5 separate regions of the Homo sapiens genome follow, and regions 1, 2, 3 and 4 are each linked to region 5. A link is a contact called in ENCODE Hi-C or POLR2A ChIA-PET data. All regions are on one chromosome and are shown on one strand. The core of a region is the stretch at or near the end of the contact, and the rest is flanking DNA. Distances in the headings are between cores, read along the strand shown. Region 1 holds the start of SRSF12 (serine and arginine rich splicing factor 12). Region 2 overlaps MDN1 (midasin AAA ATPase 1). Region 3 overlaps BACH2 (BACH transcriptional regulator 2). Region 4 overlaps MDN1 (midasin AAA ATPase 1). Region 5 holds the start of ANKRD6 (ankyrin repeat domain 6).

The links. A loop is a pair of places that touch in the nucleus more often than their neighbours do. ChIA-PET counts read pairs that join two places held with the same protein, here RNA polymerase II (POLR2A). Pooled maps may share reads with other maps.
Region 1: a loop to region 5 is called in a map with no recorded cell type, with 5 times the contacts of the local background. The contact joins the promoter of SRSF12 here to the promoter of ANKRD6 in region 5. A Hi-C loop is called at or near these places in 5 of 37 single-sample maps with no recorded cell type and 3 of 50 pooled maps. POLR2A ChIA-PET finds 5 or more read pairs at or near these places in 2 of 52 experiments (HEK293T and Panc1).
Region 2: a loop to region 5 is called in a map of naive thymus-derived CD4-positive, alpha-beta T cell, with 3 times the contacts of the local background. The contact joins the enhancer-like site here to the promoter of ANKRD6 in region 5. A Hi-C loop is called at or near these places in 3 of 168 maps with a recorded cell type or tissue (CD4-positive, alpha-beta T cell, heart left ventricle and naive thymus-derived CD4-positive, alpha-beta T cell) and 7 of 50 pooled maps.
Region 3: a map of B cell shows a loop between it and region 5 (22-fold over the local background). The contact joins the enhancer-like site here to the promoter of ANKRD6 in region 5. A Hi-C loop is called at or near these places in 2 of 168 maps with a recorded cell type or tissue (B cell and MCF 10A) and 9 of 50 pooled maps. POLR2A ChIA-PET finds 5 or more read pairs at or near these places in 1 of 52 experiments (CD8-positive, alpha-beta T cell).
Region 4: a map of HCT116 shows a loop between it and region 5 (2.4-fold over the local background). The contact joins the enhancer-like site here to the promoter of ANKRD6 in region 5. A Hi-C loop is called at or near these places in 1 of 168 maps with a recorded cell type or tissue (HCT116), 5 of 37 single-sample maps with no recorded cell type and 14 of 50 pooled maps.

What each region holds. Positions count from the first base shown.
Region 1 is chr6:89,116,671-89,119,481 of GRCh38, reverse strand. It overlaps SRSF12 (serine and arginine rich splicing factor 12), which reads left to right and starts at 1,411. Exons shown (of 5, transcript NM_080743.5): 1 at 1,411-1,659. The coding sequence starts at 1,595. It also overlaps a transcript of PM20D2 not described here. RefSeq lists a silencer at 1,558-1,827.
Region 2 is chr6:89,688,380-89,691,224 of GRCh38, reverse strand. It overlaps MDN1 (midasin AAA ATPase 1), which reads left to right. Exons shown (of 102, transcript NM_014611.3): 64 at 391-552; 65 at 1,082-1,355; 66 at 2,417-2,652. It overlaps MDN1-AS1 (MDN1 antisense RNA 1), which reads right to left. Exons shown (of 4, transcript NR_111915.1): 4 at 1,744-2,845. Among named protein-coding and RNA genes, the nearest start is that of LYRM2, 51 kb to the right of the region's middle. RefSeq lists an enhancer at 1,086-1,635. Within about 2 kb of position 1,311, at least 3 of the 41 ENCODE cell types and tissues checked have a DNase peak (open chromatin) inside an H3K27ac peak, as active enhancers do.
Region 3 is chr6:89,940,190-89,943,142 of GRCh38, reverse strand. The region is part of intron 7 of BACH2 (BACH transcriptional regulator 2); the gene reads left to right. Among named protein-coding and RNA genes, the nearest start is that of GJA10, 47 kb to the right of the region's middle. Within about 2 kb of position 1,647, at least 11 of the 41 ENCODE cell types and tissues checked have a DNase peak (open chromatin) inside an H3K27ac peak, as active enhancers do.
Region 4 is chr6:89,792,273-89,795,142 of GRCh38, reverse strand. It overlaps MDN1 (midasin AAA ATPase 1), which reads left to right. Exons shown (of 102, transcript NM_014611.3): 3 at 342-566; 4 at 936-1,043; 5 at 1,189-1,381. Among named protein-coding and RNA genes, the nearest start is that of MDN1, 26 kb to the left of the region's middle. Within about 2 kb of position 1,367, at least 4 of the 41 ENCODE cell types and tissues checked have a DNase peak (open chromatin) inside an H3K27ac peak, as active enhancers do.
Region 5 is chr6:89,431,807-89,434,506 of GRCh38, reverse strand. It overlaps ANKRD6 (ankyrin repeat domain 6), which reads right to left and starts at 1,355. Exons shown (of 16, transcript NM_001242809.2): 1 at 1,132-1,355. LOC124901360 (a long non-coding RNA gene) reads left to right here. Exons shown (of 2, transcript XR_007059675.1): 1 at 1-1,090; 2 at 1,920-2,700. RefSeq lists a silencer at 1,084-1,563.

The DNA of each region.
Region 1 (2,811 bases), core at 162-2,661, 320 kb after region 5:
CCAGCCTCATGCTCCTGTTTTGCCTCATTTACTATATTGCCTCAAAGCCTTTGCACGTGCTGTTCCACTGCACTAATTACTCTTCTCCATTCTTTACCCATCTCTTCAAGACTTGTTCAGGGAACATAAGTGACCCTCTAGCCTTGCTCACCATCCCACAATGCCTGCTCTCAGCAGCATATAGTTCTTTTCATAGCCCTGTATTATAGTTTGTATCTTTACCAGTGTGATTGTTAGATTCTGCCTCCCTACCAAATTCTAAGCTCTAGGGGAATAGGCACGGTGCCAGTCTAGCCCTGTGCCTGCAGTGCCAGAGCAATCCCTTCTGAATGAAAGAATAGCCACCGTTCCAGTACAGCTGCAGACCCAGGAACCTCCACAGCCTCTGGGAGGGCTGTGAGCTAGAAGGGTGACCACGACATGTATTCTTCAAAGCCTACCACTTCTGCGAGCGAAAAGGGGCACTCTTCACACTTAGGAGTTGCCTGGTTACACTCCCAGCCCTGAATAACAGGCTGTGCCTGCCGGCCACAGGAGCAAGGCGAAGACGAGTCTAACTAGAAGGGGATGGGCTACAACATTTTGGGGGAATAGGGAGAGGGTAATTTAAATTTTGCTTAACTGTCCCTGCATTTAAACTGTTGTCTTCTACATCATGTATTCATTTGTACATTCGTTTGTCCCCCCTCTAGAATGTAAGCTCAGAGGGCGGGGCTTGGCCTGTTTGTTCATTGCTATATCCCACGCTAAGTGCCTGGCGCATAGTAGACGCTCAATAAACATCTGAATGAATGTACTCACAGCTGAGTGTTATGCCCCAAGTGAATAAAGGATGAAGAATCATATAATACTTAAAAATCCAACAGGCCAGGCGCGGTGGCTCACACCTGTAATCCCAGCACTTTGGAAGGCCGAGGCGGGAGAGGCTTGAGCCCAGGAGTTTGAGACCACCTGGGCAACACAGCGAGACCCCGTCTCTATTAAAAAAACAAATCCGAACAAAACCGAGACCTCACAGTTGGAAAGCCGAAGGCTCAAGACCAGAGGGGCAGGAGGCCTACCAACTGCCAAGGTCCTGCGCTCAGGACGATGCGCTGAGGGCCGCGGAGGCTGAGCGGGGGCGCGGTTGAAAGCGGCTCTCACTGACCCCACCTCCGCCCAGCCGCAGCCCCGCCACCACCTCTGGGTCCTCTAACCCCCGGCGTCCCCGCCGCGGCCTCAAGCCCCCTCTTGGCCTCCGCCCTCCTGACATACACTGGCCCTCGCCGCCCCCTCCCCAAATCCCGTCGCACTCCAGGACCCCCCATACCCGGATCCCATAGGGCCTGGGAACGGCCGCGCTCCTGTCTTCGGAATTCCCGCGGCCCCTGGGCCGCGCCGGCGCCGCCCCCGCCCCCGGCCCGTGCGTCCAGGCTGGCGCCGCGCTGCGCCCCCTCTGCGCCGGCCTCTGCGGCTGCGCGCTGGCGGGGCTGAGGCCGAGGGGTGGGGGTCGCGCCGGGGGCCGGCGGAGCTCCTGTGGTGGTAGCAGCGGTAGCGGGAGACGGAGCGAGTCCAGCGGCCGCGGGCAGACCCGGAGGGAACGGAGGAAGCGGTCATGTCTCGCTACACGAGGCCCCCCAACACCTCCCTGTTCATCAGGAACGTCGCGGACGCCACCAGGTGAACGGCCGCGGCTGCAGGTTGGGGGCGCGGAGGAGGGGCGGGGTAACAGCCGCGCCGCGGAGCACGGCCGAGGCCCGGCGGAGGCTCGGGGGAGCTGCGCGGAGCCTCCCCGCGGGCCCAGGCTGCGCCACTTGGGGAGGTGTGAGCCCTCGGACTACTCCGCGGCCCAGGGCGGAACTCGCGCCTCCGCCCTCCCGGCCAGCTTTCAGCCCCGGCGCCGCGCACATCGTGTCCCGGGCCCGCGTCGCTTTCCGCGGTTCAGCACCGCAGCCGGCGGGCCGTGGGACACGGGGCGCCCCTCTCCCGAGCTCAGGTCGCTCCCCGCCGGGAGTCGGGAGGGTTTGCGCTCCAGCGAGTGCCCGCGTTTCAGCTCCTTTGTCGCCGTGCCCCGATAAAATCGCGCGCATCCAACCCTCCTAGATGGAGAGGAATTGGGGCTGGTGAGAACGTTTTGTACCATAATGCGTACTCGGGCCTTACAGTTTCTTTCCCCCAGTTCTGGTCTACTTACAGACGGTGCTGCTTGCATTTTATTCACACAATTTTATTCTGCATACAAAAAATAACTTCAATGAATGAGATCAGTGCGTTTTTCTTTAAAGTTCTGAGTCCAGTATTAACACCCTTTTTAAGGGCGTGAGTATAGGCTCACCTGGTTGATTCTGATGCCCCACCCCTCCGTTGAGAATTTTGTCTACAGAGTGTCTGAACACAGATACTAAGGAATGACTTTTTCATATAGCACTTCCTTCCTTAATGGAGCTGAAGAAATTGGGGGCGGGGGGAGAGGGAACGGTGTTAATAGACATTCTCATTTCACTGGGCTTCATTTACTTCCCCCCAGCCTTTCTACCTATGCAGTACTGTTTTATTGTACATAAGGGAGAGCGGAAACTAAGAGTTTTAATGATTTACCTGGGGCCAGAGAGGTATAGATACATGGAGCTCTTGACTCCATAGTCATCTGAGATGAGTATTATAATTTACCTTTGAGGAGTAAATAAACGTTAAGTATTTTTTATTTTTTAGTTTTTTTTTTTTTTTTAGACAAAGTCTCGCTCTTGTCCCCCAGGCTGGAGTACAATGGCCCGATCTTGGTTGGCTGCAACCTCTGCCTCCCGGGTTCAAGCGATTCTCCTGCCTCAGCAT
Region 2 (2,845 bases), core at 62-2,561, 260 kb before region 5:
TCTGAACCCCTTGGCCAGCTCCTTGGGGTGCCACCCAGGTGTTGTCTGAACCACAACCCTCTCATGGCCAACCCTGAGTCTGTCCTTGTTACAAAGCACCTTTACCTCTTGACAGGAAGTTCCCATTAGCTGTACTGTGGCAAGTTTTACACCTTCAAAATTACAATGACACAGCAGGGGGGATTTAGGAAACTGGTTGCTGAGGCTACACACTTGGAAAACAAAACCCATTTGCTCTTTATTCCATGGAATTTAGTTTCTTGGATGTTGGCTTTTATTTGTTTTTGAGTCATGATACTTTCATTTTCATGAGAAATTAATAGCAAATCTTGCCTTTGTGAATGCCTCAGCAAAGAAAGCTCAGCTTCTTTCTGTCTGTGTGACTTTCAGGAAATCATCAGTGAGTGGGATGAGCAGGAACGCATAGCCCAAGAGAAGGCTGAGCAGGAAAGCGGCCTGTATAGATACAGGAGCAGGAACTCTAGGACAGCCCTGAGTGAAGAGGAGGAGGAAGAACGGGAGTTCAGAAAACAGTTCCCCCTGCATGAAAAGGTAGAGCAGTGATGGCAGGGTGTGTTTTGGAATGAATTCCCTTGATGCCATATACATTCCCTCTGATGGCTTTCTCTCTTCCTCTTTATCTCTCTCTCTGTATGTATGTATTTTAGAGACTGGGTCTTGCTCTATCACCCAGGCTGGAGTGCAGTGGCGCAATCATAGCTCACTGCAGCCTCAAACTCCTGGGCTCAAACAATCCTCCCAAGTAGCTGTGACTGCATGTGCATGCTACCACACCCTGCCGTTTTTATATTTTTTACAGAGACAGGGTCTCACTATGTCACCCAGGCTGTCTCAAACTCCTGACCTCAAGTGATCCTCCCTCCTCGGCCTCCCAAAGCACAGGGATTACAGGTGTGAGCCACTGTGCCCAGCCTGTAGTCTTTTAAAATATATTTTAATACATATATTAGTCCTATTTCATTTTTTCAGTCATTCTTATGCTTTTTTCTTTCTTCCTTTTAGTCTGATTAGAAGTAGATTCTGATTTTTAAAAGTTCAATTGCTCTAATGCTATTTATAGGACTTTGCAGATATTTTGGTGCAGCCAACGTTGGAGGAGAACAAAGGAACTTCAGATGGGCAAGAAGAGGAAGCAGGCACAAACCCAGCTCTCCTCTCCCAGAATTCAATGCAGGCAGTAATGCTGATACACCAGCAATTGTGTCTCAACTTTGCTCGATCCCTCTGGTATCAACAGACTCTGCCGCCACATGAAGCAAAGCATTACCTCAGCCTGTTTCTGTCTTGCTATCAGACTGGGGCATCGCTTGTGACACACTTCTACCCCCTGATGGGTATGGTAGTTTACTTTTGTTATGCCCCTGGGAAATGAAAGCAAATGCAAATAGATGCTGTTGCTACTCTGTAACAATCACACTCATGAATTTCCTGTTTTCGCATAATTCCTTATTGGAGTTTCCTTGGCTTAAAGAACTGAAGCTGATTCAAGAAAATTGATTTAGGATTCTGTAATAAGATGGATTTTCATCAGTGTACAAATGGGCCAAGAAAAAGATGGATTTTTATTGTTTGGATCCTTTGGGGTGAGGGATTAAGAAAATAAGGACAAGGACTTAATTTAAATGTGTACGTGTATGTGTTTTTTTTTCCTTAGCATTATTTCTGCTGTCAAATAGCCTTAGTGCTTTTGAAATGAAATAACACATACCTGGGAGCAACCAATCTTGTAGAATATGGTTTAATAGTTGGTTCATTGCAGTTTCCTACATGATTTCTTGGCATTATTTCATAGAAGTAGGAAGGAGGCTTTAAGTTTCCTTTCTGTTTACCTAGAATAGGTATAAAAACTGGGAATTTGGATGCACTGAGTTAACCCCTACACCATTTGTTTATACCTAGGCAGTTTCTGACTTCCTCTGCACATTCCAGAAACTTGAGAGCTTTAGGTAGCTACTATAGTATTAGGATTACAGTTCTCTAGGCCAATGTTGCTTTAGGGGAGAATAGCATTCATTAGTCCCAATTAGTTCATTGTTGCTGATGTTGCTGATGCTCTGTTTCTCAGGCTGGAGTGCAGTGGCACAATCTCAGCTCACTGCAATCTCTGCCTCCCAGGTTCAAGCAATTCTTGTGCCTCAGGCCCGCAAGAAGCTGGGATTACAGGCACATGCATGTCTGGCTAATGTTTGTATTTTTAGTAGAAAAGAGGTTTCACCATGTTGGCCAGGATGGTCTCAAACTCCTGGCCTCAAGCAATCTGCCTGCCTCGGCTCCCCAAAGTGCTGGGATTACAGACATGAGCCACTGCACCTGGCCCTGTTGCTGACATCTTTTTGACATGTTGATAGATCAACTTACTGAATTCACTGACTTTACCGTGATGTTAACTTCACAGGAGTTGAACTGAATGACCGACTCTTGGGCAGCCAACTTTTGGCCTGTACCCTCTCCCATAACACTCTTTTTGGGGAGGCACCCTCAGACCTGATGGTGAAACCTGATGGGCCCTATGACTTCTACCAGCATCCCAATGTTCCAGAAGCACGGCAGTGTCAACCTGTGCTTCAAGGTTTCTCAGAGGCTGTCAGTCACTTGCTACAGGACTGGCCAGAACACCCAGCGCTTGAACAGGTAGGGCAGCTGTTGAGGAAGGAGTGCTCACAGTACTGAGTCTGCAATGAGGATGCAGCCTCACCATTATCCCTGGGGGCACCCACTTGCACATATATACATATAAACAAAGGCTTAAAGAACTGCAGTTCAATGAGATGTTACTTACTAACTGCAGGATGAACACACCAGTTTTGTATTTCTCTTGTGTAAA
Region 3 (2,953 bases), core at 398-2,897, 510 kb before region 5:
CATTTTACTGACTGCTCAGGAGCTGGAGCCTAGCCAGGCGTGGTGGCTCACTCCTATAATCCCAACAGTTTGGGAGGCCAAGGAAGGAAGATAGCTTGAGGCCAGGAGTTTGAGACCAGCCTAGGCAACAGAGCGAGACCCTGTCTTTAAAAGAAAAAAAATGTGTAAAGCTGGAATCTCCAGAAGAACTAACCCTCCTATAGCCGTGCTTAGCAGGACAGGGCAGGTACCGTGCTAAAAACCCACCTCGGTCCTGCTGCTCCTGTCGTGTTCCAGAGGGGGAAGAGTCAACACTTTGCTGGGCTGAATAAAATCAACAGCAGCTTATTGTGCCAACTGTGGCACAGGCCTCTGGTGCCCTGTTTGGCCCTTGGCCTGCTGACTCAGTGGCTGCCCTGATTCTCCGATTCTCCACTGAGAACCAAAGTGGTAGACCCCTGGCTAAAGAGTGGCGCCCATGAATCCCTCGTGCCCTTCCCCTTATATGCAGCCTGTGTGTCCGGAGCTGTGTGTGGGTGGCTGAGTATAACTAGTGGGGATGGCGACAGTCCACAGGACTCTTCACCTCATCACATTGGCTGTTGGGACTCTTTAGGAAACCAAGCCACTGCTGGGAAGTGAGATCCTGGAGGAGCAAGTGTGTGGAGGGACAGTTAATAAGATGTTAAGCCCAACTGGGCCTGTTTGGCTCAGAATAATTATCTAGAAGGAAAAGAGGTGGGCCTCAACCTTCTTGATGTGTTTCCGCTTTCCAAGGTCTGTTGGCCTTCTCTGACTCCTCAGCCCCATTTGAGGAATGTTTTGAGTGCCGAGAGCCTGGGAGAGGCATGTCCTCCACGGGACCAAACAGTCAGTGGCTACTCCTTATTTCCAGACAAGATGTTCTTGGCTTGGAACTTATTACTCAAGAAACAACTTGGATGTGGTCAAGTTCCCACCCACCCCGACCCGGTGCCTGTCTGAGAACACCTCAGAGACCCCCGCATGTCAGTGAACATAAGTCCTCCCTTGCTAGAGGGGGAACCAAGACTTGTAAAGAGAAACAAGAGTGAGTTGGGGTTTTTTTCACCTGGGAGAAAGTCTATAGTTGACCCATTACCTTTTCCTCTGACCCTCTTTAAAAAGCAGATTGTGTTGCAGCAGCTCTGCTGAAGTGTTGTATGGCTTTTTGTCTCAAGGACTTTGAAACTAGCATTGGTGATTTTTTTCTTTTTCTTGGCAACTCTCCCTCCTATTCCCCTAGTGTTTTATATTCACTGTCTGGATGATTTAAATACAGTAGCTCTTGGTATAGACATCCTTTTGACTTTCCCTGTGGCCTGAACTATAGGGATATCTTCTTTCTGAGAGTAAGTAAACACATTTAGAGCAGAAGCAGAATGGCTTTGTTGTCATCAGAGGGAAAACTCCACAAGCCCCCAAAGCGCCACCACCTCTGCTGTGTTGGAACATCCACATCTCCAACAGACAGACCTCTGTGTTCCGGAGACACCGTGCAGGATCTGAGTGTGTTTGTTATCCAACGGGTATAAGAGGGAAATCAAACATTCTTTCATATCATTAGAAGCCCTGTGCAAACACAGCCCCGTGCACAAAGGCCTTTCCCGAGCCCATAACAAGGAACTGTTTGTCCTGGCTGCCTGTCTTTAGCAGTCGGAGCAGGGCCAAGCCGACAGTGGTGTCATGGGCCCTACTGCGATTTTGCTTTCTTGGACCAAAATTTTACAGGTGTCATGGGACAGAGCTCACCAGGTAGAAGTTGAATCAGATCACCTGCTGGGAACCTTCAGTAAATGCCACACTGCACAAGCTCGGAGCTGTGATGGAACCTGACAAAGAGCTTGCACCCAACCACAGAAAAGTCAAATGATCATTTTGTACATTTGCCTTTGTGCACGGGAATTGACTAGCCACACATGCCGGCAGCCGGGACTCGTGTCTGCCTGCAAATGATGTAACCAAAGAGAAACCTGGGCTCAGGATCAAATGTCTTCATCCTCACTCCCTTGAAGAACACAGACTTAACCCTGCAGCATCTGAACACTATCGAGGGGTTGGTTTCTTCACCCAAGAGCATTTTGATCAGTTCAGCCCAGACCCATATGTTTTTCTGGCTGCTGGGATTCATTGAGTCCATTTATTCTGTCTCCTAGAGTGGCACTGTCCAGTCCATTTGCCTCATGCTGCACGTGGCTGTTGAGCCCCTGAAAGTGGCTAGTCTGAATTATGATGTGCTGTAAGGATAAAATGTGCTTTGGATTTGGAAAGTTTAGCACAAAAAAAAAAAAAACTGTAAACTATCTCATTAATAATTATATTAGCTATATGTTGGAAGTATTTTTATCTATTGGGTTAAATAACATACAGTATTCAAACTCATTTCACCTGTTTCTTTTTACTTCTTTTAATGTAGCTGCTGGAAAATTTAAAATCACAAATGTAGCTCGTATTGTTTGTATTAGACAGGGCTGGGCTAGTGCTTGAAGGAAGTTTAGGTTTGTAGTGCCATCTGCTGGCTCATCCGGAGCAGACGTGAATGTAAACAAGAATGAAGCAATCTGAGCTAACCCACACGTTGTCTCTTAGCCTGGCAGCACACAACCTTTTTATTCCAGGAGCTTCTGAAGCAGGACCAGACTGAACCCAGAAGCTGCTGAATCCCCAAGAGCCTCGGGAAGGGGAGTGACAAACTGCTCAAAGGTGCAAGCCTGTGTCACCTCATGGGTGCCAAGGAGGCTCTTGAGATAGAGTAGTGGTTTGCTGCTCACCTTCCGCACTTGGGGCTCTTTCATGCAGTCTTTTTCACTGGTTGCTATTCTTAAGAAATATTTCAGGCCAGGCACCATGGTTCACCCCTGTAAGCCCAGCATTTTGGGAGGCCAAGGCGGGCGGATCACTTGAGACCAGGAGTTCAAGACCAGCCTGGCCAACATGGCAAAACCGCATCTCTACT
Region 4 (2,870 bases), core at 118-2,617, 360 kb before region 5:
TGTAGGTAATTACTTTAGATTTTTGTATCCTCTTAGTCAGAATTATCTCATGCCATTGTCCTGGTTCCTGAAATTGAACAGGATACAATTTTACGACTAAGTAGATTCAGCATTCATTCCCCTATGTTCTCAGACCCTTGGGAGTTCTGTTTTGTGGTTTGGTCAGAGTAGAGAATTGCGTTCTATGATATTCCCACCAATCAATGAAAATATAGATACTCCTTTTTGAAAATAGCTTAAGTTGAAAATGCATTTAATACTCTGATAAACCTATTACAAAGCAGAAAAATTAAGTCCAACCATTGTTAAGTTGGGGATGTCTGTATTCTTTGTGTTTGAAGGTTTGCCCTGAGATATTTCAAGGACACATCCCCAGTCTTTCAAAGACTTTTCCTAGAGAGTTCAGATGCTAATCCAGTACGCTATGGACGTAGGAGGATGAAGCTCCGGGACCTAATGGAAGCAGCCTTCAAGTTTCTGCAGCAGGAGCAGTCTGTGTTCCGGGAGCTCTGGGACTGGAGTGTGTGTGTCCCTCTCCTCAGAAGCCATGACACCTTGGTTCGCTGGTGCGTAGCTGTTAGACTTTTTTGCACTTCTAGTGTGGGGATGGTACAGGGCATGTGTGGAGTTGTGTGTGTCAGGAGGGAAAGGAAACCATTTAAAATTTGTTATTTTTGTTCTTGTGGCTTTTGGGGTTTTACTTCCTTTCTTTAATCATGTGTCATTGCAGAGGAAAATGAGATGATATGAATGGAGTTTCACCTTTTTCATGTTCCATCAAGTAAATCCATTGTGCCTGATTTGTATTTTCTGTTCTTAAATGTGTTGTAATAATTGAGATTTCCTTTTCTAGTGTTCAGTTGGCTAGTGGATTTTATTTATTCTTTATTATCAACTGCAGATAAACTGAATTTACATACTTTCTTTTTCCCTAGGTATACAGCCAATTGTCTTGCTTTGGTTACCTGTATGAATGAAGAGCACAAGTTATCATTTCTTAAGAAGATATTTAATAGTGATGAATTGATCCATTTCAGGTTGAGGTAAGCAGGAACCTTCGTGGAGGTCTTGCTATAGCATTTCTTTTTTTTTTTTCTTTTCTGGGGGTGACAGGCCAGAGGTGACTGCAGGTCTTGCGATAGCATTTCTGAGTGGTAAGGTAATTGACGAGACTCTCCTTTCTCTCAGGTTATTAGAAGAGGCCCAGTTGCAGGACTTGGAGAAGGCCTTGGTTTTGGCCAATCCAGAAGTCTCCCTTTGGCGTAAGCAGAAGGAGCTGCAGTACTTACAGGGACATCTTGTTTCGTCTGACCTCTCCCCTAGGGTGACAGCTGTTTGTGGTGTGGTGCTGCCTGGGCAGCTGCCAGCCCCTGGAGAGCTGGTATGTTGGTATCAGTAGGGGGTGTGTCCCCTTCCCCCTACTAAACACTGAGTGTGCTCTGTCTTTGGCTGGGTTCTATGTACCAGGTGTGAGCTAAATTTAGTTTGTTAAATTGCTGCTTCATTTTTGGAAGTTAAAAAGAAATTCATCTTGGGCTTTTCCCCTGATATTCCCACTGTTCTTGTTTTTATTTTTTGTTAATTTTTTAAATTGTAGAGACGGGGTCTCACTATGTTGTCTGTGCTGATCTGGAACTCCTGGACTCAAGGGATCATGCCACCTCAGTCTCCCAAAGTGTTGGGATTACAGGCGTGAGCCACTGCACCCAGCCTGTCCCTGTTTAATATGAAATTAGAAACTAATGGTTCCTGTGTGATGCCTTTAACTTGCGCGGAGCTGTTCCGTATATCTTCTTGTTTGCTTGCTGCAAAAACTGTGTGAAGTTCTGTAGCACATGTTACGATCCTATGTTGATGTAATTCAAAGGCAGAATTACTTGCTGGAGACCCTTGGACTGCTCTGTGGCAAAGACAGGCCTAGGTCTAGAGATGACTCCCAGCAGCCTCTTCTTTCAGAACTATCTCATTGTAGAGAGTCCAGTATCTAGTGAACTTCCTCTCTCCCATATGCAACAAGCTTCTTTCCACGAATGGCTTGAGACCATACTTGAACAGGCTTGCAGATCATAAGTCTGGCACTAGTGGGAGCCAGTCTCTTTTTCCATAGCAGTCTTCAGTCAGTTGTCACTTTGTCTGATGGTCAGGCTGTAGTGCAAGTGCAGTGGCAGAACCTCGGCTCACTGCAACCTCCCCCCTCCCAGGTTCAAGTGATTCTTCTGCCTCAGCCTCCTGAGTAGCTGGGATTACAGGTGCCTGCCACCATGCCTGGCTAATTTTTTGTATTTTTAGTAGAGACGGAATTTCACTATGTTGGCCAGCCTGGTCTCGAATGCCTGACCTCGTGACCCCCTGCCTCAGCGTGAGCCACTACACCCAGGCCACCCACTTTTCTTCTTGGAATAAGTTCTGGGTCATTTCTTGAACCCATCAGTTGGGTTCTGGTCAGTAGTAGTAAAAAAAAAAAAAAATTAAAATGTAATATACATATAGGAAAATGCACATTGTCATAAGTGTAGTCAGTGATTATTCATAAACTTCATATAAATAACACCAAACACCCAGTACTTCCAAAGCTCTTTGTGTTTTTTTCTAGTTGTGAAGACCCGTCCCCTTCCCTCCTCCCTCTTTACCCCCCACGTATCCTGTAACCAGTATCCCAACCTAGATTATGTTTAGGGCATTAGGATTTTAACATAGGGAAGGATTCTGGTTAGAATGGACCTGCTGTTGTTTAGCAGTGGGGACCCTGGGGCCAAAGCGCAGGGTAGAGTTGCGGTGCAGCCTGCCTGCTAAATTTATGAGAGGACAACCCTGAGGAAAGTTCAAGAGCTTCCAGCTCTGAATTTCTCATTTAATCCTCACGTATTTTT
Region 5 (2,700 bases), core at 106-2,605:
TCAAAACAACAACAACAAAAACCCCGCCAAGGCTGCTATTGGTGTTTTGGGGATGAGAAACCCCCAATCAGTATACCATGGATGGGACCACCTTGGACCCAGGTGTGTTTGTCTTCATTGCCCAAGTTCTTTCCACTTACACTGGCCTAACAGAACCTAAGCATGAATGAATTCAACATCCAACAGGTTCGCAAAAGGTGTCTAACACACAAGAGTACAATGCCAAGCATTTCATTCCCATCACTTCACTGCATGAACACAATACTACGAGGTTATGTACAATACCTGCAGTTTAGAGTTCTAAAAACTAAGGTTTAAAGAAGTGGGTTTTCCAAAGTCACACACCTAACAAGTGGTGGAGTCAGAACTCCATCTCACGGGCCCGAAGTGGCTCTTTACTACCACGTGACCCATCTCATGCTACCTCGCGGGGGAAACATTCTTGACCAGCTTTGAGACATTCAAGTCCCTCTTGGGTCACAAATAATGCTGCACTTCCCCTCCAGTCCCCGAGATCTACCGGAAGCAACACACTTAAAAGCCCAAGATAAGCTTGGGTGAGCTGATGTCTGGACCCAAACCAGACAGCACGCCGACTCTCTGGACCCCGGGAGATGCCACTTGCTGAGGCTTCGCCGATGGGGCTCCTGAGGGGTATCGGCCCCTCTCCTGCGACTGCACCCTAGTGCTGTCGTCCAGGGCGGGGAGGGACGGGGTCATTCGGAGGCGGCCGCAGGCCAGGGACCTACCCTCCTACGCGCCGCAGACCGCGGGGTACTCGGACCCCCGCCCCCACCGCCCTTCCTTCAAACTGCAAGCGAGCAGGAGAACGAGGGACGAGCCCCAGAAGAAAGTTCTCCACCTCCCTCGCCCGAAGTTCCATATTCCAGGGAGGCAACTGATGCCAGGCGAAGAGGGAGGCGCCCCGGGGGGACCCCCTCGCGCCGGGCGTTTTCGGAGGCCGCAGGCCAGGGGGCGAGGCGCGGTGTCCGGGTCTCCTCCGCGGGCAGTCGGCGATCCTGGGGTGCCGAGGGAGCAGCGCCCCCTTCCCCCGACAGCGTCCTCCCCGACCTGAGGCGCCCACCCCGGTGTAAGCGGGGGTCCCAGGGAGCCGGCGAGGTCGCCTGGTACCTTTCTCTCCCGCGCCGGACGTCCGCGCCGCAGGGACCAAGGCCGGCGACACGGTGGGGGGCGAGGGGCGAAGACGGGGACTGGCTCCCGCTGGCTCCGGCGGCCCCAGGGCCTCGGCGCCGCCCAGCGCCGTGCCTCCAGCCGCCCGCGCGCCAGGCAGCGCTCTCGGCTCCTGCGGGTTACCTGTGGCCGAGCCCGCCGCGTCCGCCGCCGCAGGGCCCTCTGCCCCGTCCCGCCGGCCCCGCCCCACCCCTGCCGGCGGCTCCTACGCCGGTGCCGCAGCGCCTCCCAGCGGCGAGCCGGGGCACGGCAGGGACCCTCGCGAGAGAGAGGTGGCACCGCGGAGGCCCTGGGGCTGGCCCCGATCTGCAGCCCTCTCCTGGGTGGGGCCACCGCCTTCTGAAGAGTGGGAGGAAGGGGGCCTATAGTAGGGTGAGGTTTTCCGCGTGGGGGTTGCCAGGAAGTGTATTGGGAGGGGAGGAGAATTAGCAGGAGGAACCTCCCACCTTCACTCAATTCGTGGCCAAGTGGATATTTCAATATAACCATAGCTCACTTAACTGGGGCTGCTCAGTACAAACTGAACAACAATGATGAATGACCCAGATTTATTGGGGTAGCTGGAGAGGGGAAAGGAAGCCTTTATTTCTAACAGCTTGACTATAAGTATCTTGTTGGAATCATCCCATATGGAAATGGCAAAAGCATTGAGCGAGCCTGACCCCCATATTCATATCACACTTTACATACCATTATCTCAGTCTGGTTTTGTCTATTTTCATTCACAGCCACTTCTTCAATACCTAGAAGAGCTCCCTGAACACAGGAAGCATTCAATAAGCTACTGTTGAATACATGTAAGATGGATGGGATCTCATTCCACCCTTTGAAGAAGCATGGACAGGTATCTGCTCTCCAAAGGCGGAGAGATGGAAGAGGAGGCAAGCAGCACCCTAAAATGGACTATCAATCTTACCTGAGGTTTTGGGACAAGCTTATCACGAATCTGATTTTTTTTTCTTTCTTGCTTAAAATTTTTTTTTGAGACGAAGTCTCACTCTGTCACCCAGGCTGGAGTGCAATGGCACCATCTAGGCTCACTGCAACCTCCGCCTCCCAGGTTCAAGTGATTCTCCTGCCTCAGCCTCCTGAGTAGCTGGGATTACAGGTGCCCGCCACCATCCCTGGCTAATTTTTGTATTTTTAGTAGAGATGGGGTTTCACCATATTGGTCAGGCTGGTCTCGAACTCCTGACCTCGTGATCCTCCAGCCTCGGCCTCCCAAAGTGCTGGGATTACAGGCATGAGCCACTGCACCCAGCCGACTTTTCTTATTCCCTCTGAAACAGGCCTGGTTTCCAGGAGAAAAGAAACATGATGATTTCTTCCTTTTCCTTAAGATGTTTGTTTCCCTCTCTCCTTCAGGGATCATTAGGCAGGAGAGATCCCAAGAGCCTGTTTCCACACTAGGAAGGGGAAGTTCTTGATTTTCTCCTACTGCTTCTGAAATTTTCCCAACCCCATAGTCACAGCTGCAGTTTTACCTAACAGGATGTGAAATCTCTCTTC